Linked DNA regions of Homo sapiens: all the other regions are linked to region 1. Evidence: chromatin contacts called from ENCODE Hi-C or POLR2A ChIA-PET data. All regions are on one chromosome and are shown on one strand. The core of a region is the stretch at or near the end of the contact, and the rest is flanking DNA. Distances in the headings are between cores, read along the strand shown.

Region 1 (4,022 bases), core at 849-3,348:
GCTCTGTAAATACAGACATGATTATTATAATATTAATGACAGTATTAGTGCTCTTTAAATCGGGTCACAGCTGACCAGGAGGAGGGAGGGGAAGGGGGAGTCTATCAAAGGCATTGCCTGAGGAGACTCCAGCACCTGGGAAAGTTGGGTACACAGTAGGCATTCAATAGATGTTTGCCAAATGAAGTGAGGAAGAGGGAGGGGACCCATGGGGAGGACAGAAAATTTCTGAGAATCCCTGGCTCAGATTCCCACTTGGTGGCCCGAGTCACTGTGTGACCTGGGGCACGTGTCTCAGTTTCCCCATCGTGGTGCTGGTTGAGATAAGATACTGCCTTGAGGTGTGGTGACGAGAATCAAGCCAGATTGTCTGTGATCGCAGCCCAGGTGGCGAGGCCAAGAGGGGAGACATGACATAGTGGGTCATTGAAACAGCATGGTACCTGCTTGAACCAAGTGACTGGTCCGTGGGAAGGATGAGAAAACCCTTGCTACTGGCCCTACTGTACATACACTGGGGTCCAAGAGAGAGGGAAATGTGAGATCCTGTTTCCCAGGATCCTGGAAGCCAGATCGTGGAAGGTCAGGAGTGGCCCAAGGTCATCAGGCAAGACGTCAGCGGCTCCGGACACCCAGCCAGGCACCACTCGATTCCCAGGATGGGAGCTCGGGTCTTGCCTTTGTTGCTGATGTGGTTCCTGCTTTGTTTTATCTGTTCTGGGGCTGCTCACATGTCTCAGCCCCAGGTTTGCAAGACTTGGTGCCGGGAAGGCAGGATGGGGACCTCTGAGTCAGCTGGCAATGTGCTGTGTAACCTTGGGCAAGTCTCCGGCCATCTCTGGGCTTTGTGCTGGTACTGTACAGGCTGGGAGACTTGGGTTCTAGCAGGGCTGACTTCTCCATCAGACCCAAAATGCCCAGTGTCTCAGGCTCACAGTGCTTTTAGGGGTCCCTAGGTTGATGTTTTCACTTCTTTTAAAATCCAAAGGGAAAAAAATGAACTCTTGGGTTGAAGGAAACATTTTTGTGTATAATATTAATATATTTGTCTTTATGTCAATGTAGTTGTAAAATACAGTTTTGTTTTGTTTTGTTTTTGAGACAGAGTCTCTCTCTGTCACCCAGGCTGGAGTGCAGTGGCTCGATCTCCGCTCACTGCAACCTCCATCTCCTGGGTTCAAGCGATTCTCCTGCCTCAGCCTCCCGAGTAGCTGGGATTACAGGCATATGCCACCCCACCCAGCTAACTTTTGTATTTTTAGTAGAGACGGGGTTTTACCATGTTGCCCAGGCTGTTCTCGCACTCCTGGGCTCAAGCAATCCACCTGCCTCGGCCTCCCAAAGTGCTGGGATTCCAGGCATCAGCCACCACCTAAAATATAATTTTAAATTTCTTTTGTAGTGAAGGAAAGCGCTCATGAATGCAAAAATGTCTTCCCCTTTCTTTTCTTTTTTTTTTTTTTTTGAGATGGAGTCTCGCTCTGTCGCCAGGCTGGAGTGCAGTGGCGCAATCTCGGCTCACTGCAACCTCTGGCTCACTGCAACCTCCACCTCCCGGGTTCAAGTGATTCTCCTGCCTCAGCCTCCTGAGTAGCTGGGACTACAGGCATGGGCCACCACGCCCAGCTAATTTTTGTATTTTTAGTAGAGACGGGGTTTCACCGTGTTGGCCAGGATAGTGTCAACCTCTTGACCTCGTGATCCACCCACCTTGGCCTCTCAAAGTGCTGGGATTACAGGCGTGAGCCACCGCGCCTGGCCATGTCTTCCCCTTTCTGAGCGCATTTCCCTCTCTGAGCCTCAGTTTGCCCAGTCTGTGAAGTGGGTATCGGCCTACCTCAGGATGGCAAGATGTTGAATGCCTGGGCCAGGGTTGGTGCTCAGTTATTTCCCAATTGCCATGATTAATATTTGTTCGGTAAGAACAGCTCCAGGTTCAGGCCGGGGGGCTCCAGGTTCAAGCGCCTCTTGTTTACTCACCCATGGCCTGTGTGGTTCCAGGGAGGTCCCATGGGTGCTGATCGGGCGGGGGAGGAAAGGTGGCGGTTGGATGGTAGGCGGGGCGGGGTGAGCTTCCTGTCCCCCCCCCAACCCATGCACACAAGCCTCCAACTTGGTGCTGACGGAAGTGGCCTCGTGGCTGTCTCCTGGCGCCTGCCCCGTCAGACAGGGGCCCCATCCCACTCGCTACCCTGTCCGGTGAGTTTGAGCCCTGGCCAGTAGATACCCATCATCTCGCCTTGGCCCCCCTCAGGAACAGAGGGGAGGCCCCCCTGCCCGGAGCCTGGGTTTCAGGAGAAGTAGCAGGTGTCACTTCCTGGGCTGGCCAAAGCCTGCATGGGGCCACCCGTTGCCCTGCCCCCCGTCCCCCATTCCAGCTGTGAGTGGTGGTTTGGGTTAGGGGGGCGGCAAGGGGAGCTTGGAAACCCAGAGAGCCACGCGTGATGGTTTCAAACAGGAGGTCATTGGCAGACAGACCAGGGGCAAAATCACAGTCAGCCGGGACCAATGATTGATCTCTCTGTGCCTCGGTTTCCTTCATAAAGTTGGGGTTGCCTCTGAGGGCATGGCATGAAGATTGGATGAGCAGATGCGTGTGAATAGTTGGGTACAGGGTCGCACACATACTGGTGCTCCATGTGTATCTGTCTGCCAGAGGTGGGGTGAGGCAATCTAATTGAAACTGTGAAAACAGTAGTGAGATTCTTGGTTTCTGGGGAACTTGGGCTCCTTGGTTCCTGGGATCTTCTAGAACAATGTTGGCCATCCAATACAGCAGCCATCAGCCCCATGTAGCTACTGAGCCTTGGAAGAGAGGCTGGCACAGCTGAGGAGCTGGGCATATAATTGTATGTATGTATGTATGTATGTATGTATGTATTTAATTATTATTTTTTTAAGACAGAATCTCACTCTTTCAACCAGGTTGGAGTGCAGTGGGGCAATCTTGGCTCACTACAACCTCCGCCTCCCAGGTTCAAGTGATTCTCCTGCCTCATCCTCCCAAGTAGCTGGGACTACAGGTGTGTGCCACCACGCCCTGCTGATTTTTATATTTTTTGGTAGAGATGGGGTTTCACCATGTTGGCCAGGCAGGTCTCGAACTCCTGACCTCAAGTGATCCACCCACCTCGGCCTCCCAAAGTGCTGGGATTACAGGCGTGAGCCACTGCGCCCAGCCAATTGTATTTAATTTTACTTGGTTTAACATTAATACAAAAATTAATACAAAAATTAAGGCCAGGGGTTGTGGCTCATGGCTGTAATCCCAGCACTTTGGGGGTCCCAGGCAGGAGGATGGCTTGAGCTCAGGAGTTCGAGACTGGCCTGGGCCACACTAGTGAGACCTAGTCTCTACAAAAAAAAAAAAAAAAATTTATTTTTAATTAGTTAGACATGTAGTCCCAGCTACTCGGGTGGCTGAGATGGGAGGATCACTTGAGCCTGGGAAGTCGAGGCTGCCATGAGCTGTGATCATGCCACTGCACACTCCAGCCTGGGTGACAGAGCAAGAACCTGTCTCCAGAAAAAATAAAAAAATAAAAAAAACTTAATACAAAAATTATTCAGGCGTGAGCCTGTAGTCTCAGCTACTCGGGAGGCTACTATTCAAGGCTCCCTTGAGCCTGGGAGGTGGAGGCTGCAGTGAGCTATGATCGCACCACTGCACTCCAGCCTGGGCAACAGAGCGAGACCCTGTCTCCAAAAAAAAAAAAAATTAAGTCACCACATGGGGCTAGTGGTTCCCATGCCAGTCAGCACAGCTCTAAGAGATTTGGAGATGCTTAGGGTCCTGGTCATGGACAGAAGCTAAGAAATGATATGGAAATTTAGGGCTTTTCCCCTAGGGATGTCAGTGTAGCATGCTCACCACCCTACCCCTGCCACCAAACTAGGTTTCCTAAGGGGGTGTGGTGGGGACTGAAGTTTTTCAGGGGCCCTGTCATTAACCAGTGCAGGGTTGGGAATGTTTGTTGAAACAAATAATTCCTTGCCCAGTGAACTCCTATTCATGCTTTAAA
Region 2 (4,022 bases), core at 1,523-4,022, 1.6 Mb before region 1:
GATTAGCCACAGAGAGGTGAAGTGAGTTGCCCAAGGCAGCTCAGCCCATGAGGTCTGAGGCCCAAGCCAGAGTCTCCCCCAGGCAAACACAAAGGCCTTGCTTGAATTAAGTCACAACAAAGAGTCCTGATTCTCTCACTCCCAACTCATCTCCATGTGCTGTGCTGGAGAGTTGCCTCTCCTAGCATCTTCACATGATTAAGGAGGGCTATTATGCCCATTGCACAGATGCAGAACTGAGGCTCAGAGAGGCTGAGCAACTCACCTTAGGACACACAGCAGGTGAGTGAGAAGCAGGGCTCCACGTGTCTCCTGCTTAGACCTTGTTGACCACAGAGGGCAGACGAGGTGCTGCTGTTGCCGAGGAGGAGCAGGGGGGTGAGAGAGGCACCCAGGGTGAGCCTGGGGTTATCTAGCCCAGCTGGGCCAGGGCAATAGGCCCTTGGGGAGGCCCCCAGTAGGATCTGGGCCCTTTCTGCCTGAAAGGAGAGGAGGAAGTAGTTTTGTTTGTCTGCCTGGGGTACGAGCACACGGCCAGAGCTGGCCAATCTGTTAGGCACACAGGGCCTGCACCCAGGACCCAAGTGCTGTGTGGGACTTCCCAAAGGGCTTCAGCTTATTTAAAATCAGAAGAAAAAAAACTGAACATCCTAATAATAAATATACAATAAGGAATCCAGCCTGGACCACATCGGTCTTAATGCCAACACAGTTGTAAAATAGAATTTTAAGCTGGCACGGCGGCCCACACCTGTAATCCCAGCACTTTGGGAGGCTGAGGCGGGTGGATCACCTGAGGTCAGGAGTTTGAGACCAGCCTGGCCAACATAGTGAAACCTTGTCTCTACTAAAAATACAAACATTAGCCAGGCGTGTTGGTGGGCACCTCTAATCCCAGCTACTCAGGAGGCTGAGGCAGGAGAGTCACTTGAACCAAGGTGGGCGGATCGCTTGAGCCCCAGGAGTTTGAGACCAGCCTGGGCAACACAGCAAGATCCCATCTCCAAAAAAAATATTTTTTTAATTAGTCAGGTGTGGTGGTGTGTGCCTGTAGTCCCAGCTACTTGGGAGCCTGAGGCAGGAGGATCACTTGAGTCCAGCAGTTCAAGACTGCAGTGAGCTATGATCATACCACTGCACTCCAGCCTGAGTGACAGAGTGAAACTCTGTCTCTAAAATAGGTTAGTCAATTAATAAAAATATTTTAAAATATTTTATAATGGAGGAAGTCCTGGTGTGGACCTATGCGTGCCATGAGACCCCAGCCTGTCCAGGCTCAATTCAGTTTCAAGGCCTTTGTGCCTGCTCTTCCCTCCCCCAGCCTGGGCAATATAGCAAGACCCCATCTCTACAAAAAAATATACTCTTTCTGCACTACGCACTCCCCAAATCAAGATGATTCCTTCTCACCCTCAAATGCCCCTTCCTTCACGTCAGTTAGGTCACCTCTGTGGGTTTGTGCAACTGCTGTTCCCACTTCCTGTTTCCCCTTTGGATTTTTTTGTTTGTTTGGGGTTTTTTGTTTTTTTGTTTTGTTTTGTTTGGTTTTCGTTGGTTTTGTTTTGTTTGAGACGGAGTTACACTCTCGCTGCCCAGGCTGGAGTGCAGTGGTGAGATCTCAGCAAACCGCAACCTCCACCTCCCGGGTTCAAGCGATTCTCCTGCCTCAGCCTCCCAAATAGCTGGGATTACAGGCATGTGTCACCACGCCGGGCTAATTTTGCAGTTTTAGTAGAGACGGGATTTCTCCATGTTGGTCAGGCTGGTCGCGAACTCCTGACCTCAAATGATCTGCCCACCTTGGCCTCCCAAAGTGCTGGGATTACAGGCATGAGCCACCGCACCCAGCTGGTGTTTTTTTGTTTGTTTGTTTTGCGGGGGACAGAATTTCCCTCTGTCATCCAGGCTAAAGTGCAGTGGCGTGATCTCGGCTCACTGCAGCCTCTGCGTCCCTGGTCCAAGCGATTCTCTTGCATCAGCCTCCTGAGTAGCTGGGATTACAGGCACCCGCCACCACGCCTAATTTTTGTATTTTTAGTAGAGACAGGGTTTTACCATGTTGGCCAGCCTGGTCTCAAACTCCTGGCCTCAAATGATCCACCCGCCTCGGCCTCCCAAAGTGCTGGGATTACAGGCGTGAGCCACCGCGCCCAGTTTCTGTTCCCCCTTTGTTGCTTTTGTTTTTGTTTTGAGAAGGAGTCTCACTCCGTTGCCCAGGCTGGAGTGCAATGGTGCGATCTCTGCTCACTGCAACCTCCGCCTCCCGGGTTCAAGCAATTCTTGTGCCTCAGCCTCCTGAGTAGCTGGGATTACAGGCGTGCGCCGCCACACCCGGCTGATTTTCGTATTTTAATAGAGACGGGGTTTTGCCATGTTTGCCAGGCTGGTCTCAAACTCCTGACCTCAAGTGATCCGCCTGCCTCAGCCTGTCAAAGTGCTGGGATTGCAGGTGTGAGCCACCGCACCCGTTCCCCGTTCTCCCTTTGTAATGATGTCTCACTCCTCTTCACTGCTTGATAGATTATAGATGCCAGGAGTCAGGGGGCCTGCACCTGTCTCCGTGTCACCCCTGTGTCCTCCAAACAGCAGGCACACAGTAGGTGCTCAATAACAACTTGCTGGGGGCAAGACAGGAGCAAGCTGTCTCTGCACCTGTGGCACCAGATGCTTTGTTGGACTGCAGACAGGGTGACTTGAGCTGTCCTTGTTCCGCCCCCAGGGCTCACCTGCTTGAGGAAACAGGAACTGCCTCGGGGCAGCCAGCCCCGCCCCATTGACGTGCAGACCTTGAATCGAAACCCAGGCTCCTGCAGGCACTGGCACAGCTACAGCGAGGGCCTCGGCCATCCAAGGGTCTCCCAGGTATGTGACCCAAGAGCCTCAGCCCTCGAGGAGACAGAACGTGGGGGCTGGGCTAGGCCAGAAGGAGGGACAGGGCTAGTGGGGCCTGGGGTGGCAGGAGGGATTTTCTAGGGGCATGGGGGAGAGCTTCGTGGAGGAGGGGGTATTTGTGGTGACCACAAATGGAAAATGGAGCTGGAGTTAGGGAAAAGGGGGTCTTGGCAAGACAACAGCATGAGCAAAGGTATGGAGAGGCAAGAGAGAGAGAGCAAGGATGTCTTTAGGTCTAGAATGTGGGTAGCGGGGAAGTAGAGGAGGCTCCCAGGCCAGGGTCAGGAGCTTGAATTTGAGCATGCGGTCTTTCATCACTAGATAGCTGTTCACCAGCAAAGACCCTTGCACCCTCCTCTGTGCCAGGCCAGCACCAGGACACAGAAAAAAACAACAACACAGGAACCTAGCCCTAAGCCCTGATCCCTAGGAGGCCCTCAGGCTGGTGGAGACAGAGCAAGATAAAGACACTCTAGCTCCATGGAGTCATGGCTGGACCAGAGAGAGGAACAGGGGGGAACGTTGGGGACAGAGAGGGGTGCCAGGGTGTTGTCTGGGGGGAGATGCAGGAAAGCTGCCTGGAGGAGGGGACATTTTTACTGGGTTTTGAAGGATAAATAGGAGCTCTTCCAAGTAAAAAAAAAGAATAAGCCTGTAAACATTACCCCATGATAGGTCACAACTGGATTCATGAATATTGTATATATATCTCTATATATACACAGTGCTAGCTAAACTTTCCTAGGTAAATATCATTATTCCCAAATTAAAGACAGAAATACAGGGACAGAGAGCCATTAAGTGACTTATCTGAGGTCACACAGCGGCTAAGTGGGCGAGCTAGGGTTTGAACCCAGGCCATCTGGGTCGAATTCTAGGCTCTTTTTTTTTTTTTTTTTTTTTTTTGAGACGGAGTCTTGCTCTGTCGCCCAGGCTGGAGTGCAGTGGCTCGATCTCAGCTCACTGCAAGCTCTGCCTCCCGAGTTCACGCCATTCTCCTGCCTCAGCCTCCCAAGTAGCTGAGACTACAGGCGCCCGCCACCACACCCAGCTAATTTTTCGTATTTTTAGTAGAGACGGGGTTTCACCATGTTAGCCAGGATGGTCTCAATCTCCTGACCTCGTGATCT
Region 3 (4,022 bases), core at 871-3,370, 1.2 Mb before region 1:
AGGGCTACAGAGCACACACAGGTCTTGCTGAGACAAAGACAGGCAGGAATAAAAAAAAATCAGCCATAGGTGGCCCAATTTCTATAAGCCGATCCAGGGCACTACCTCTCTGAGTTACATAAAATACAACATGCCAGAAACCAACCACTTGGAAAAGAGGCACGGTGTCCAGCATCAGCATGAAATGGATTCCGGCTGAGACAACAAGCGCCCAACTTCCACTTAAGAATACGGGATAAAGCTGTCTCCGGCTAAAGCCATGGCTATTCTTGCCCCAAGCCAGGAAATACCCTGGCTTGGCATCTTGAACAGAATTTGGACTGTGCCCAAAGCATCCTCCTTATGCAGCCCTGAGTCCTGTGTGCCACTTTCGCTTCCGTTCCCAGACCATCACAACTTCTGGCTGTTTTAATTTCTAAGACTTTGCTGGATTTTGCCAAGATCGAACTCCTTGGATCGCGTCTGGCTTCTGATCCCAGAGGTCCCCTGACAGAAATCTCTTGTCAAGAAGTGAAAACCTAGCCAAGTGCAGTGGCTGACGCCTGTAATACCAGCACTTTGGGAGGCTGAGGCGGACGGATCACTTGAGGTCAGGAGTTTGAGACCAGCCTGGCAACATGGTGAAACCCTGTCTCTATTAAAAATACAAAAAAATTAGCCAGGTGTGGTAGTGCACGTCTGTAGTCCCAACTACTTGAGAGGCTGAGGCAGGAGAACTGCTTGAACCTGGGAGGCGGAGGTTGCAGTGAGCTGAGATTGTGTCACTGGACTTCAGGCTGGGCAAGAGTAAAACTCCGTCTCAAAAAAAAAAAAAAAAAAGTGAACACCTAACCGACAGCGTTCTGATCCATCCATCCCTAGTCCCACTGGAAAGGCCACACATGGGGTGTATGGCCAAGATGTGACCAACCCATCACCTACCAGCAAACCCAGGTAGGGAATCAAAACGGGGAGGAAAATTGGATCTGAAAGGGACAACAGTGTTCCTAAGACCACACAGCAGAGATCACAGAGGGACACATACTCCACACACCACTGCTCACAGGGTGATTCTAGAACTTGAGTAGTAAAAGGCCACTGGAGACCTCTACACTGACTTCCCTATTTGACGGGAAGCCAGGCAGCCTGCAGACCAGGATCCTGACCACGTCACCAGTTGGCAACAGGGAGGAACCCCCTGGAGCTCCCATCTGCCCAGAGTCCCTGCCCGGGGTTACCTTGGTGCTCTGCTTCTCCTTCATAATGATCCGGGACAGGAGGACCACCCAGATGGGCATGGTGGCCTTGACTGCAAAGAGAGGGATGGGCACTCAGGGGGCTGCCTGAATTTCAGGGCCCAACCTGTTCCACCTCCACGGCGGGATGGGAGGGCCTGGCAGCCCCTCACACCTCTTCGCCCCTTCTCTTTCGGTAGGGCTTCCTCCTGCCACGGCTGTTGTGGTCTGTCCTGCTTACCTCTCAGCTCTCTTCTCAGCTCCTCTTCTCCCTGAGAACCCCGTGCGTGTCCCTCCCCTACCAAACCCTTGGCAGCCCCTCTGCTGACTTCTCAGTCCGGCGGGACGCGCCCCGGGCGGCGCACTCCTATCCATGCGCCCAAACCCGAAGCGGCGGGCCCGGCCGCCGCCCCCGAGGCCGGGCGCGGAACCTACCGGTGTGTGCATAGGACACGGGCACCTTCCAGATGCTGACGTGCGCTGACACGGACGCGAAGTACTTGCCGAAGGCGAGCGGTAGCACGTAGCGCGGGTAGAAGCGCGGCGGCAGCAGCGGGCCGGACGACGGATGCGGACTGGGTCCGGGGCCCGAGACGGGCGGCGCGGGGGGCACGCGCCAGGCGCGCAGCAGCGGCGGGAGCCCAGCGCACAGAGCCAGGATGTGGCACAGCGACACGGTCACCGGGAACGGGAAGGCGCTCAGGATCACCTTGTTGACCACGTTGCCGCCCGCGCTCAGCGCGTACCACAGCAGGCACAGCGCCGCCACCCGCGCGCCCTCGCGCGCCCCACCACTGCTGCTCGCTGCGCCCGGGCCCCCCGCGCCGTGGCCCGCGCCCACCGCGGCCGCCGCCATCCTGCCCGAGCGGCCGCCCCTTCCAGCCCGTCCGACGGCCCGACGCCGGGCGGGGGCGGGGCTGGGCGGGGGGGCAGGCGCCCCGGTCTACGCCGTTTCCCATTGGTCGCTGCCTCCTCGCGTCATCCCTCCGCGCCGGCCGACGCGCCAGCCACCACGTCTCGAGTGCAGGCCCAGTCCACTGTAGATGCGCTTCCGGCGGAGCCGAGGCCGGAAGCGGAAGAAGGGGACACAGACCTGCGTCCAAGCTGTGCCACCTGAGACGTGGGCGGTCCCAGTGACCGGGAGCCGGAGCTCGAACGGGACGGGCGAACAGAAGCGCGGAGGGCTTCGCAGCGTCGGCGTCTGTGCGTGGGCCAAACATCAGGGCCTCGACCAGGGATACAAGGGCAACCGCTAACTAGATTCCTGATTCCTGATGGCTGGCGGCGGCTGACACCAAAGGTAAAAGGCCTTTTAGGGAAAGAAACCATTTGTGAAAAGCTCTTGGGCTAAACTCGCTCTGCAAACTGGGGGCGCACGCTCGTGGCCAAACTCTGGCAGTGGGACTATCCCGGAGCACCCGATCCCTGGAATCATGTTCTGGAAACCACCGCGACGTGCGCAGTTCTCGGGCGTGGCCCTGGTATCATCCCACTGAATCCTAGGAACGCGGTGCGGTAGGTATCACTGTCCGCATTTCACAGACCGAAGTCCAGAATGGGGAAGCGACTTGTCTTAGGCTTCCTGGCCACACTGGGGACCGTGGTCATGGTAGCGTCCTTGGACACCTGTCTCCAAGGCTCTGCAGAAGGGGGAGGTGCCGGGCCCTGACGGCTGATGTCCAAGGACCAGCCGGGATGGACCAGCCCCAGGAGGCCCCAGTGGAGGAAAACAGGACGAGGTTTTCAGTAAGATGATCTTATACTAATTCAAGGGCTATAATTTGTTCTCCACATCGTGTGCCTCCAACTTTTTCGGGGAAAGGGTGTTAAAATTCCGTTACAGTGTTTTTACTTGTCAAATTAGAAGCAGCAACCGGCTGGGTGCAGTGAGTCAAGCTTGGAATCCCAGCACTTTGGGAGGCCAAGGTGGGCGGATTGCTTGAGCTCAGGAGTTGGAGATCGTGGCATCGATAACATGGCAGAACCTCATCTTTGCAAAAAATACAAAAATTAGCCAGGCGTGGTGGCGCACGCCTGTGGTACCCACTACTAGGGAGACTGAGGTGGGTGGATCGGCTTGAGCCCAGGTCAAGGTTCCAGTGAGCTATGATGGCGCCACTGCACTGCAGCCTGGGTGACAGAGCGAGACCCAGTCTCAAAGAAAAGTAGAAAGCAGCAACCCAACTTGGCTCCCCAAATGTTGGAAGGTATCTTAGCTTATCCTTGCATTCTCAAAGGCCCTAGGCCCTTCTGGATACATGGACACAGGCATGGTAGTCCCTGCAGGCAGGGGTAGTGGGGAGCTGCAACCTATCCCAAAACTCTAGAGATGCTGATAGGAGGCCAAGCTCTGCACCCTAATATCCTCCAGCTGTACCCTCTGTGGATCAGAGTAAAGTCACATCCTTGGGACACCATGTCTCAGCAGAGCTGTTAAACATAGGCACAGTGAAATTAGGAAAGTATAACTATAGGCACCCTACAGCACAGCTGAGTGTCAGATACTTCCACTGACACACTGACATGCTTTGTGTTTTAGTTCTCACAACTCTGGGGTATTCTCACCCCCCAAATGGGGACATGTGCACAGGAGTGAAGAGATGAGCTCAGAGCCACACAGCTGGTGGGTGGTAGGCCTGGGTTCAACCTCATCCTGCCTTCAAAGCCACTTTGCCCATGGCCTTTTGTTGGGGAGGGGAGTGTGTTCTGCACCAAGCTTTTGCCAGGAATCCCTGCTAGCTCTCAAACTGGCTCTGGACTGACTGTAGTCTTACAGGCTGGAAGGAACCTTTGGTTTGCCCTGTGAGA

The links. Hi-C counts contacts between places; a loop is a spot of excess contacts on that map. ChIA-PET counts read pairs that join two places held with the same protein, here RNA polymerase II (POLR2A). Pooled maps may share reads with other maps.
Region 2: a loop to region 1 is called in a map with no recorded cell type, with 16 times the contacts of the local background. The contact joins the promoter of HSH2D here to the promoter of FCHO1 in region 1. A Hi-C loop is called at or near these places in 1 of 37 single-sample maps with no recorded cell type and 2 of 50 pooled maps. POLR2A ChIA-PET finds 5 or more read pairs at or near these places in 1 of 52 experiments (GM12878).
Region 3: a loop to region 1 is called in a pooled map, with 6 times the contacts of the local background. The contact joins the promoter of SLC35E1 here to the promoter of FCHO1 in region 1. A Hi-C loop is called at or near these places in 3 of 37 single-sample maps with no recorded cell type and 7 of 50 pooled maps. POLR2A ChIA-PET finds 5 or more read pairs at or near these places in 1 of 52 experiments (activated CD4-positive, alpha-beta T cell).

The regions. Positions count from the first base shown.
Region 1 is chr19:17,749,379-17,753,400 of GRCh38, forward strand. It overlaps FCHO1 (FCH and mu domain containing endocytic adaptor 1), which reads left to right and starts at 2,099. Exons shown (of 29, transcript NM_015122.3): 1 at 2,099-2,199. It overlaps FCHO1-AS1 (FCHO1 antisense RNA 1), which reads right to left and starts at 2,019. Exons shown (of 5, transcript XR_007067152.1): 1 at 1,838-2,019; 2 at 1,280-1,372.
Region 2 is chr19:16,140,913-16,144,934 of GRCh38, forward strand. HSH2D (hematopoietic SH2 domain containing) reads left to right here and starts at 2,773. Exons shown (of 6, transcript NM_001382417.1): 1 at 2,773-2,862. RefSeq lists enhancers at 2,066-2,115, 2,214-2,908, 2,396-2,555, 2,636-2,895, 3,036-3,115 and 2 more.
Region 3 is chr19:16,570,295-16,574,316 of GRCh38, forward strand. It overlaps SLC35E1 (solute carrier family 35 member E1), which reads right to left and starts at 2,121. Exons shown (of 6, transcript NM_024881.5): 1 at 1,650-2,121; 2 at 1,218-1,288. The coding sequence starts at 2,070. It overlaps LOC105372295 (a long non-coding RNA gene), which reads left to right and starts at 2,256. Exons shown (of 3, transcript XR_936360.3): 1 at 2,256-2,514. RefSeq lists silencers at 1,488-1,617, 1,778-1,887, 2,018-2,237 and enhancers at 2,156-3,030, 2,338-2,427.